2 separate regions of the Mus musculus genome follow, and region 2 is linked to region 1. A link is a loop called in an ENCODE intact Hi-C map of the cell type or tissue named here. Cell type or tissue: gastrocnemius. All regions are shown on one strand. Each heading gives the region's core, and the rest is flanking DNA. Links, peaks and the distances in the headings are about the cores only. Region 1 has its middle 8.6 kb from the start of Elapor2. Region 2 has its middle 20 kb from the start of Abcb4.

Region 1 (6,348 bases), core at 1,257-3,756:
GGGATATTTACAACAAACTCTAACTCCTGATAACAGTGTAGACACTTCAGGTGCATGCGCTCATTAGATAGATTAATTTATTGCATACCAACCCTACTATGTCAAGCACTTCTAGCTCTGATTTTCAGATGAAAAAATTAAAACTGAGCTTCAGGTAATGCTCTTTCACATAGCCAGTAAGGAGGAAAGCCTCCATTTACTATAGCTTTGTCTACTTTCATGTTTGAGATAATCAGTGCTTTGTGTCAACATGACTGGACTATGGGACACCCATGGATAATCATTAGAACGTTATGTCTGGTGTTTATGAGGGTGTCTCTGAAAGAAATGAGTGATTTGACCAATAGTAAGTAGATCTGCTTACCATTTGGACAGTCAACATTTGGTCTGTCTTGTCATGAGTGGAAAGAATGTGGTGAATTTGCTGTCTTTGAGCTGAGGCATACAACTTCTCTTGCTCTCAAAAATCTGAGCTCTCAAGCTCTTGGCCCTGGGCTGAGCTCAAGTGTCCTATATCTCTAGTTGGTATAGGGCAGATCAGGGTTGTCTTACCTTCCATAATCACTTAGCCAGTTCTGACATCTTTGCATGCGTATCTCTGTGTAATATTGTTTTATCTCTCTGAAGAGTTCTAATGTATTATTCTTGAGTGTTTCCACAACCTCTCACAGTAGGTTAAACTTTCTATCCAAGAAAACAAATTTTGGGGGTGGGGGTTCGTGACCTGGAACTTGCTCTGTGGACCAGGGAACTGCCCACTACTGTCTCCTGAATGCTGGGATTAAAGTCATGCACCTCCATGTCTGGTCTGAATCCTTTGTTCTTTAACTACATATAGTTTCATTTTGATCTTTTAAAGAAGTCTAAAGAGTTCAAGAGAAATGTTTCATTGGTAAATGGGCTTAGAGAAGTAAATCAAGGAAATATTTTTTTCTCTCTCTTTTATTTATTTTTTTTGATTTAGGTTTTATTGAATTATGATGAGAAAAGATACATAATTTCAATTTATCTAAATTTATTAACATTTAAAAACATACTTTGAGTAAATAGACTTATATCATATTCTTCTTTCCCTTTTGTACCCCAGCTCCTCCAGAAGACCCCCCTTCAAAACCTGCAATCCCTTTCATTTTTTATCATATTCTTTAAAATTTTTTAAATATTGTAACAATAAAAATGAGTATTATAAAAGTTGTTTGATATAAAACAACAATCAGTTGAAGAGTCTTATGTAGATGCTTATCTACAGCAATACTGAAAATACATGTTTTTCTCAATATAAATTTTAAATAACTCCAAATATATTAACTGCATGATATTTTAAAATAATATTTCACTATTAGTTTTTTAAATGAACATAAATAGATAAAGTTTTTTTGTTTGTTTGTTTTGTTTTTAGTAGAGCTTAGAATCTTGGCTCTACCGTGGTACAAACACAAAATAAGAACAATTTTTGGACATTGGAGTTCATTGTAGTAAGGCTGAACTTCAATGTCCCTCATATCACCAAAGGATTTTACCTCCATAGTAGCTAAGCTAAGAGTTGACAGTTCTGCAGCACCAAGGAATGAATTGTACACACAATTTTTGGGTACAGATTTCCTGCTATGGTCAAAGCTATTTGACTTGAGTGATTGTCGTCATTCTCAGCCTGCAGGGAACAGGTTACATTCATTTAAGAAATGGTGTGTGTATTAAGATGGTCTATCCATGACGTCATCCATCAACTGTTTCAAAGAAAAATGGCTCTGCTTGGAGGGTGGCACAGACGTTAGGTGAGGGGAGGATTCTGATTGCTTGGCTGTGAGGATTTTGTAGGGATCATTCTTGGTATTGTACGTTCTGTGAATCTGAGCAAGCCTACAATGACATCTAGCTACTACTACAGTTTCTTATAGAATAGTTTCATTGCCTTAAAGAAATCTGAGATGCTTTTTCTATGCAGCTTCCCTTCCTGTTCATACATGGCTCCTGTGGTCTTACAATGTGCCTGGCTTTGCCTTACCCAGGATGTCATATATGAGAAACCTACTGTGTGCACTGTCTCAGGCTGGCTTCTTTCTCTTGGTTTGCATTTTGTTTTGGTCTTTCCCTTATTTTTCCACAACTCATTTCTTTATAGTGTTCCTTATTGTCCCACTGAGTGGATGCACATAGTCAATTTATCCAGTCTCCTTCTGAAGACTAGCTTGGTTACCTGCTTCCTTGGCTGTGATGATTTTGAAAAGCATTCATCTCAGAATAAGAGTAACTTATAAAGTCCTCTTCTTCAAAAGTAATACAATTTTGCCTCTGGGTGTTGTGGGACTGGCTGTGGAGTTTGCACCCAAGGTCTGCTCAGGGTACCAGCCCAGACTCAGGAATTCTTTTTTTTTTTTTTTTTTTACACTTTTTTAAAATTAGGTATTTTCCTCATTTACATTTCCAATGCTATCCCAAAAGTCCCCCATACCCTCCCACCCACCCACCCCCACTTTTTGGCCCTGGCATTCCCCTGTACTGGGGCATATAAAGTTTGCAAGTCCAATGGGCCTCTCTTTCCAGGGATGGCCGACTATCTTTAAAAATAAAACAAACCAACCAAACAGCCAAACAAACAACAAACAAATCAGGACCTTCAAAGTTAGTTTTTATTCAAGTGACCTTCTTCATAAACAAACAAACAAAACAAAAAACAGCATGGACTTCTTTGTCCCTCTTAGAAATCCCTCCAACTTGTCCAGTGACTTTGGAAATCAATCTGGTGGTTTCTCAGAAATTTGGGAATAGTTCTACCTGAAGACCCAGCTATACCACTCTGGGCATATACCCAAAAGATGCTCCACCATACCACAAGGACACTTGCTCAACTATATTTATAGCAGCTTTATGCATAGTAGCCAGAAATTAGAAACAACCCAGATGTCACTTAACTGAAGAACAGATAAAGAAAATGTGGTATATTTATACAATGGAGTACTATTCAGTTATTAAAAACAAAGACATAATGAAATTTGCAAATGGATAGAACTAGAAAATATAATCCTGTGAGATAACCCAGACCCAGAAGGGTACACATGGTATGTACTCACTTATAAGTGGATATTAGCCATAAAGTTCAGGACAACCATGCTACAGTACAGAGACTCAAAGAAGCTAAGGCCCAAGGGCAGATGCTTGAATCTCATGCAGAAGGGGAAATAAAATAGACATCAGAAGTGGATGGAGAAAGGGAACTGTGGGGGATGGGGTAGAGGAGGAGTGGGGCCAGATTTATGGAGTGGAGGTGAGGTGGGGAGAGGGCTGGGAGAGAAAAATGAAATTGTCTTTGGGACAAGCTGGAGACCTGGGATGGGGGATGTTCCTGGGAGATGATAGGGGTAACCCTAGCTGAGACTCCTAGCATTGAGGGCTATGGAGCCTGAAGTGACCACTTCCTGTAAGCCAGGCAGGACTTTGGGTGGCGGGAGGGGGACACTAAGGGACCCATAAAATCTTCAATTCAAAATTTACCCAGCCTACAAGAGGTGCAGGGATAGAGATTGAGGGCCAACCAATAACTGGCCCCAGCTTGAGACTTGCCTCATGGGAGAGAGCCAATTCCTGACACTGTTAATGATACTCTGCTATGCTTACAAACAAGCACCTAGCATAACTCTCTCCTGAAAGACTTCATCCAGGGGTAGACAGAAACAGAGGCAAAAACCCACATCCAAACATCAGGTGGAGCTTGGGAGTCTTGTGGAAGAGTGGGGGATAGAAATGAGCAAGCTGGAGGGGTCAAGGGACACCACAAGAAGACCTACAGAGTCAGCTAGCCTGGGCCAATGGGGACTCATTGAGACTGAACCACCATCTAAAGGGCATGCATGGACTGGACCTGGGTCCTTTACACATATGTAGCAGATGTGCAGCTTGGTCTTCATGTGGGACCTTAACTTCATGTGGGAGCAGGAGCTGTCTCCAACCCTGTTGCCTGTCATTGGATCTCCTTCCCCTGCTTGGAATGCCTTGTTGGGCCTCTGGGAGAGAGGATATATGCTTAGTCCTCCTTTGACTTGATATACCAGGGTACATTGGTACCCAACGGGGTGCTCCATTTTCTCTGAAAAGAAGGGAAGGGGGATATGTGGGAGGAATGTGTGAGAGTAGGACTGGGAGGATAGGGGTCAACGATCAAGATGTAAAGTGAATAAAAATAAATAAGTTAAGAAATTACAAAAGAGGAAAAAAGTAAATTTCTCTATTTTTCTGGAATCTTTATTCCTCCTTTCCTACATGTTAAATAATAACTAAATTATATGTAAAATACAAAATATGATACAGAAAAGGAGCTGAAGAACTATGATGGTTGAATGGGAATTGCCTGCATATGCTCACTTATTTTAATGTTTGGCTTCTAGTTAGTGGAAATGTTTGAGAAGGGTTAGGAGGTGTGGCCTTGTTACAGGTGTGCCATTGGGTATGGATTTTGAGCTGTCAAAAGCCCAAATCAGGCTCAGACTCAAGCTTTCTGTCTGTCTGTCTCTCTGTTGGATTGTGGATCAGATGTAAGATCTCAGCTACTGTTCCAGCACCATCCCTAGCTATAAATTGCCTTGGTTATGGTGTCTCTTCAGAGCAATAGAAAAGTAATTAAGACAAGAACCATAATATTTTTGTACACCTCAGTTTTGTTCTTATAAAACTGAATTAATGTATATTTTATGTAAAATAAACAACTGACAACAACAAATGTGGGGGAAGGGGAGCCCTAATTCACTGCTGGTGCAGCAACTATGGAAATTGGGATGAAGAATCCTCAAGAAGCTATACACAGAGCTACCATATGAGCAAATCTCCCACTCCTCAGCATATGCCTAAAGGACTTGATGTTATCCTTGATAGAATATACACTCGCTCAGCTATGTTCATTGCTCTCTATCCTCAGTTGTCAGAAAATGGAAGCAACTTAAATGTCCTTCAGCTGATAGATGGATAATGGAAATTTGTGGTATGTATACATAATTAAATAATATTTGGCTTGAAGAAGAATTATTAAATTTGCAGGTAATTTTGTGGAACTAGAAAATATTGCATTGAGTGAGGGAACTCATAAAGACAAATGTTTCTTTTTACTTGTGGGTCTTAACCTTCTACCATTAGATATGATCACATTACCTGGAGAAACTCCAGATACCTGGGAGGTAGAAAACAGATCCAGATAGGGTGGAGGCTAAAAAGAACTCTAGAGAGGAACTAACAGGACACAGGACCTAAATAAAGGGTAATGGGAAGTAACAGGGGGACCTACTGGGAAGGGGAGGAGGGAAACACAGAAGGAGGGATAAATAACTTTAGAGATATCTGAAAAAGGAATAACAAAATTATGTTTTCTCATAATTACACATTTACATGCAGATATGCATACATCATACATCCTATATATATTTTATACCATGTGTGTAGTTTAAATGAAAGAATAGCAAATCATTTATGATTACTCATAATTATATGCTTATATGCATATATGCATATACACACAATATATATGCAAGGTATTCAGAAAGGTTCAGTAGTGATACATCCTGATGTCAACATCAGGTCTTGTTGGACTGAAGACCTATTCAATAGGAGGAATAATGAAGGTTCAGGGAACATCACAGAAGAGGAGGCAAAAATATTCTAAGAGAATCTGCTGCAAGACAGTGTCTTCTATATACAGCAGGAATGCTGTACATGTCAACAATATGGCTGCCTTAGCAAAACCTGAAAAATTACAACACCTATTGATTTGCCAGTGTAAATGGGGGAACCTCACATAGCCCTACGCCTAATGAAGACTTGTAGACAATAACTTGCCCAGAGAGGGAAAATCAGTCTTCTCTAAGGACAAGCCGCCAAAAGGTTATCTGTTGAGAGAGTGTATATCTCAATAAACACATATATTTAAGCAGCACTAAATAAACCTAGCAGGTTGTATTTGTAAATTTTGTATACATAGCACTAATACAATATAAGGGGCCATGAATTTGAGGAGTGAGGGAGCGGTGGAGGTGGTGCAGGTCAGGAATTGGAGGGAAAATGATGTAAATACAATGTTTATATACAAGATTCTCATAAAATAAATAAGGGCAAAAAACTTCACATCAAAACAAAACTTAATTTGCAAACTATTGTTTTTGTTCAACTAGTAAAATGAATCCCCAAAGTCAAAAGCTTAGTTTAATCAGATGGAATAATCCAGAAAACACCCTTATTATTTTCCTCTCAATCTTTTTGGTTTTTAAAGGATGAGGCTAAACATGAAACCCAAGGGCTAAAATAGCAGCATGCAGATTATTATTAAGCTTCATCTCCTTCCTCTTTCATGATTCTTTTTTTTTTTTT
Region 2 (6,348 bases), core at 1,915-4,414, 380 kb before region 1:
ATCCACTTCTGTGTTGCTAGGCCCCGGCATAGGAGTAAATTTTTTATGTCATTCGAAACTGTGAATGTAATGAATTAAATTGCTAGAAGTAAAAGACACAAACCAGCTCAACAAAGAAAAAAAAAGAAGTGTTCCATACAAGAAAGTTACTTCATGTGTAAAATGAATAAATGTAAAAAAATAGAGGCTGAAAATGAAAGGTTGTACCAAGACATCTATCTATACACATAATCACCAAGAGCACCCAGGGCTAGGCACATTTGTACAAACCAGACATAATGACAGAACCACAAGGGACAAGGAGGCTCACCAGGCAACACTCTAGGGGCCAACTGATGAGATTTGACAACTTAAAATTATGTTCACCTAGTGCAACAATATAAGGCAAACATTGTTAGATTTATAAAGACAGAGGAGATCTAATAAATAATAATAATAAAATAGGCTTCAACACCCTATTTTACTGGCCACATCAAATCAAACCAAAAAGAAAAAATGGCCAAGAAACTTTGGAGTTAGCTGTCCTCTAGACCAGAAGAATCTGCAAGGTGCTCACGGAACTGCCCCTCAAACAGCTGCAGAATAAAATTCATCAGCATGTGGAACATTTTCCAGGGTATTTTTTATATCATGCAGCAAAAAAAAAAAAATCTCAATATACTTTAATGAAATAAGAACAGTAATCTTTTCTGACCACAATGAAACACAACTGGAAATCAACAAAGGAAACCATAGAAAGTATGTGTGGAGAGAGACCTCACAATGCTCTATGGAATGAAAAACATATTTTAAAATTATTCAACCAATTTCCAATAGGGAAAGGCACACAACAACCCAAAACTTATAAACCGAAGCAGCATTAAGTGGGGCATGTTGGGGCTGTGGATGCCCCTCAGTGGTGAAAGAACTCACATTGAGTCCCTGATCCAGTGCCAAACTCTGCAGAATGTGTGAGAAGAGGGGTAATAATAATGAACACTATCCCACAATGCAACCCAACAATGCACATCCAAAACTGGGAAACAAGAAAACACAAAGTTAGTAGAGTGAGGCAAAGACCAGAGAATAAGCAAAAGACACAAAAAGAACACAGCTTCCTCAAATACAACAAAGAGCTGATAAATATATATTCTATATTATAACAATATATTATTTATTATATAGTATAATTTATTATTTTATAATGTATTGTTATATATTATATACCATGTATTTAATATCATATAGCATATGATACATGACATGTAATGTATCATATTATATGATTATATATTATATACTGTGTATATCATATAGATCATACTATATATAATATTATATATTGCATAATATATAATTTATAGTTAGATATTATGATATAATGTGTCATATATGGTATCATATATAATATAATATATCATGTATTTTATATTATATATCATATATATTAGAGTAGTTGGGCATGAAGGAGGAGAGATAAAGATTTGTTGAGATGTTGCTGTGACTAACAGAGCTAAGGTTCTCCAGAGAAAGAACTTGTTTACATGGACACAGGTACTCAAGGCATTTTCCCGTGACAGCTGTCCTTGGTTGTCAACTACATTTTGGAATTAACTAAAAAGTCAAGTCACTAGGCACACTTATAGGAGATTTTTAGCTAATTGGATCATGAGGTAGAAAGGCTTACCTTAAATTTGGAAAACTCAAAGTGGGAAGACATTCTCTAAATCTGGGCCACATCTCATGGTAGCCTATATAAGAAGACAAGGAAGGAAAAAACCTTCTGCTCTTTGCCTGCTTGCCCTTGCTCTTGCTTCACTGATATTAGGGGTTGCTTCTTCAGGACTCCAGAGTATAGTGAACACCAGCTGAGACATCCAGCCTTGTTGACTGAACAACTACTGGATTCTTGGACTTTCTATTGGGAGAAAGCCAGTGTTGGACTAGCTAGACCATGGCCTGTAAGCCACTCCAATAAACCCATTTTTCTGTATACATATTCGGATTCAGTCTATAAGTTTTGTTTGTCTAAAGAACCCTGACTGATATAGGTCCTCAGGATACTCACTAAATACAGGTGGCTACAGTGTGTACCATCTAGTGAGCATATTCTTTTTCTAGCCTGGGCTTGATTTCTCTTGTTCCATCTCAAAAATTATCCAGTGGTGCACAGCTATGAACAATGATGGCCCTCTATTTGACTCACCAGCATCAATCAGCTTCGGAATTCCAGCCAAGTTGTGCTTCAACCTGTTCTGATATACAACACAGCCATTTGTCTTCAGATCCCATAACAAGTCCTTTTATGACAAATCCAGTTTTGCTTACTCAGCTCAGAACCCTGGTGCTCCAGGTTTGCAGACCTTTGAAAGGGAGGATCACTTTACAGCACTGTGCTGCTGAGCTTGGCAACCCTGGACAGACAGCAAGGGGCAGTAAGTACCAAACTCTGGTCCTCTTTCTCTCTGACCTTGTGTCAGGTTTTCTGGAAATTAATGCAAGACAGAGCAACAGTATTCTTACCTAAAGCATTAAAATTCTTCCTACACACACACACACACACACACACACACACACACACACACACACAAACAGGAGAGGGGGAAGGGGAGACAGACAGACAGACAGACAACACACACAGGAGAGAGTGGGGGAGGGGGGAGACAGACAGACAGACAACACACACAGAGACACACACAGACAGACAGACACACAGACACACAGAGACAGGCAGGCCGACAGGTAAACAGAGACAGAAAGACACAGAGACACAGAAAGACGGCTCCTCAAAAACAAGTTAGAAGGGGTGGGAATGGAAAGAACGAAGAAGGAGAATGTGAGGAGCACTTGAAGGAGCATTTGAAGATCAAGACCTTGAACCATGGCTAGAGTGTGCTGAGCAAGGTATATGGCATGAGATGCCCTGACACATGAACAGGGACCATCTTCACCCTGCGACAATATGGCAACTAGAGTTATTTTCAACTGAAGGCAAGATCCCAAACTGTGATGATGATCCCTGCTCTCCAAACCAGAGCCCCTTCCTATGGGAAGAAACCAAAGTCCTGTGAAGTGGCTATGTGACTTGATCCTACAAAGTCCTTGGTACTCAGCCAGCATCACATGCCAGCCACGTGGACAGGCCTGTCACGTACTCAGGAAGCTGCAGCCTCAGTTGGTGTCTGCCCACAGGTTTCTGAGACAAGAACTGAGCCCAGTCAGTCTGTAGAATGACAAGTGATCAGAAACACTAAGCATTTCAAGCCATTGAGTAACCAGAATCAATAAGGTTCTGCGTGCCATATAACTCAATGTTCCTGGTCATCAAAAGACTATAGGATCCTGGCAGGTGGATGTCATGCATTGTGCCTGATAGTTCGACCAATGCTGTACACACCAAAAGTCCTCGGTACAAATATTTGTTGAATGAAACAAAATGGCATGCTTTTCTGGGAGGAGAAAAGGCAATTAGCCAAATGATTGTCTTGGGACACTTCCACAGTGGCATTACTATGTCCCACTTGGAATGTCAAACACTAAGGTGAAAGACCTCTCTCTGTCCTTGGAGAAATTAGGATAGCAAAGAGAAACCTCTGCTCAGGGACAAAGATAAATGATGAAATGTTTTTGCCCAGACTCTTTCAAAAGAGCCAGTGTGGAGCACAAGTGACCTTTGAGTTGAAACCTGAGAGCTTTCCTCTTTCTCTGTGAGCAGCCAGATTTCAATATTTCCCTCTCATTGATTGCTGCTTGGTGGCAGAGGAGACCTAGGCTCTACAGTCAGAGAAGCCCAAGTTTCTGTTTAGAACATCAGATTTTTGGCTTGTAGACAAGTTACTTATTTCTCAAGGGCCCTATTTATAATAATAATGATAATAATAATGATTTCTTTCACCAGTTGCTTTACTGAATTGCTTAGGTACTAAATACAATAAAAGCACTTAGGGTGATGATCCATTACATAGAACACAGCAAAAATAAACGTCAACTGCCTTTTAGTCCACAGTTTTCTTGATCTTCATAAATACTGTTGTCTTGGATGAAAGCAAGATATTATTTGGTATTGATTGACTTAGCAATTATTTTAGCTGCCTTCTAGAGTGCAAGTTGGGCGCACCCTAAAAGAGAAGGAGCTCTCATCTCAAGACATAGTGGTGCGTTGGTGTCATGATGCAAGCCTGTGGGGAGAAGGAGAATGCCGAGAAGAGACATCACATCTGGGCGTGCTTGGAGGGTTGTGAAGCTTCCCAGGTAACCAAGCTCTACTAAAAACAAAACAAACAAACAAACAAAAAGACTATCTATTTATGTTCATTAAAAAAACTAATAGTGATATATTATTTTGAAATATACTGTTAATATAATTGGAGTTATTTAAAATTTATATTGAGAAAAACATATGTATTTTCAGTACTGCTGTAGACAAGCATCTACATAAGACTGTTCAATTGATTGTTGTTTTATATCAAACAACTTTTAAAATACTCATCTTTATTGTTAAAATATTTTATAAATTGTAAAGAATATGATAAAAATGAAAGGTATTGTAGGTTTTGAAGGGGGTGTCTCTGGGAGGAGTTGGGGTACAAAAGGGAAAAAAGAATGTGATGTAAGTTTATTTACTCAAGACATGTTTTTAAATGTTAACAAATTCAGATAAATTGAAAGTATGTATCTTTTCTCATCATAATGCAATAAAGGCAGCATTTTCAACAAATGGTGCTGGCACAACTGGCGGTTATCATGTAGAAAAATCCGAATTGATCCATTCCTATCTCCTTGTACTAAAGTCAAATCTAAGTGGATTAAGGAACTCCACATAAAACCAGAGACACTGAAACTTATAGAGAAGAAAGTAGGGAAAAGCCTCGAAGATATGGGTACAGGGGAAAAATTCCTGAATAGAACAGCAATGGCTTGTGCTGTAAGATCAAGAATCGATAAATGGGACCTCATAAAATTGCAAAGCTTCTGTAAGGCAAAAGACACTGTCAATAAGACAAAAAGGCCACCAACAGATTGGGAAAGGATCTTTACCTACCCTAAATCAGATAGGGGACTAATATCCAATATATATAAAGAACTCAAGAAGGTGGACTCCAAAAAATCAAATAACCTCATTAAAAAATGGGGTGCAGAGCTTAACAAAGAATTCTCACCTGAGGAATACGGAATGGCTGAGAAGCATCTGAAAAAATGTTCAGCATCACTAATCATCAGGGAAATGCAAATCAAAACAACCCTGAGATTCCATCTCACACCAGTCAGAATGGCTAAGATCAAAAATTCACGTGACAGCAGATGCTGGCGTGGATGTGGAGAAAGAGGAACACTCCTCCATTGTTGGTGGGATTGCAGGCTTGTACAACCACTCTGGAAATCAGTCTGGCGGTTCCTCAGAAAATTGGACATAGTACTACCGGAGGATCCCACAATACTCTCCTGGTCATATATCCAGAAGATGCCCCACACGGTAAGAAGGACACATGCTCCACTATGTTCATAGCAGCCTTATTTATAATAGCCAGAAGCTGGAAAGAACCCAGATGTCCCTCAACAGAGGAATGGATAAAGAAAATGTGGTACATTTACACAATGGAGTACTACTCAGCTATTAAAAAGAATGAATTTATGAAATTCCTAGCCAAATGGATGGACCTGGAGGGCATCATCCTGAGTGAGGTAACCCAATCACAAAAGAACTCACATGATATGTACTCACTGATAAGTGGATATTAGCCCAGATACTTAGAATACCCAAGATATAAGATACAATTTGTGAAACTCATGAAACTCAAGAAGAATGAAGACCAAAGTGTGGACACTTTGCCCCTTCTTAGAACTGGGAACAAAACACCCATGGAAGGAGTTACAGAGACAAAGATTGGAGCTGAGACAAAAGGATGGACCATCTAGAGACTGCCATATTCGGGGATCCATCCCATAATCAGCCTCCAAACGCTGACACCATTGCATACACTAGCAAGATTTTGCTGAAAGGACCCTGATATAGCTGTCTCTTGTGAGACTATGCCGGGGCCTAGCAAACATATAAGTGGATGCTCACAGTTAGCTATTGGATGGATCACAGGGTCCCCAATGGAGGAGCTAGAGAAAGTACCCAGGGAGCTGGGGGGATCTGCAACCCTATAGGTGGATCAAGAATATGAACTAACCAGTACCCCCCGGAGCTTGTGTCTCTAGCTGCATATGTATCAGAAGGTGGCCTAGTCAGCCATCAGTGGAAAGAGAGGCCCATTGGTTGTGTCAACTTTATATGCCTCAGTATAGGGGAACGCCAGGGCCAAGAAGTGGGAGTGGGTGGGTAGGGGAGTGGGTGGGGGAGTGTGTGGGGGACTTTTGGGATAG

Evidence for each region. Hi-C counts contacts between places; a loop is a spot of excess contacts. Peaks named below come from ENCODE experiments on the same cell type or tissue, not always from the same donor. Only the 100,000 strongest peaks of a DNase experiment are listed, where the experiment ranks them.
Region 2: it touches region 1 in a loop (29-fold over the local background); 5 of 42 quality-filtered maps call a loop at or near these places.

Annotation. Positions count from the first base shown.
Region 1 is chr5:9,254,312-9,260,659 of GRCm38, forward strand. No RefSeq gene overlaps it. Among named protein-coding and RNA genes, the nearest start is that of Elapor2, 8.6 kb to the right of the region's middle. In gastrocnemius, for the core only: no CTCF peak of the experiment used is centred there; no DNase peak of the experiment used is centred there.
Region 2 is chr5:8,870,047-8,876,394 of GRCm38, forward strand. No RefSeq gene overlaps it. Among named protein-coding and RNA genes, the nearest start is that of Abcb4, 20 kb to the right of the region's middle. In gastrocnemius, for the core only: no CTCF peak of the experiment used is centred there; no DNase peak of the experiment used is centred there.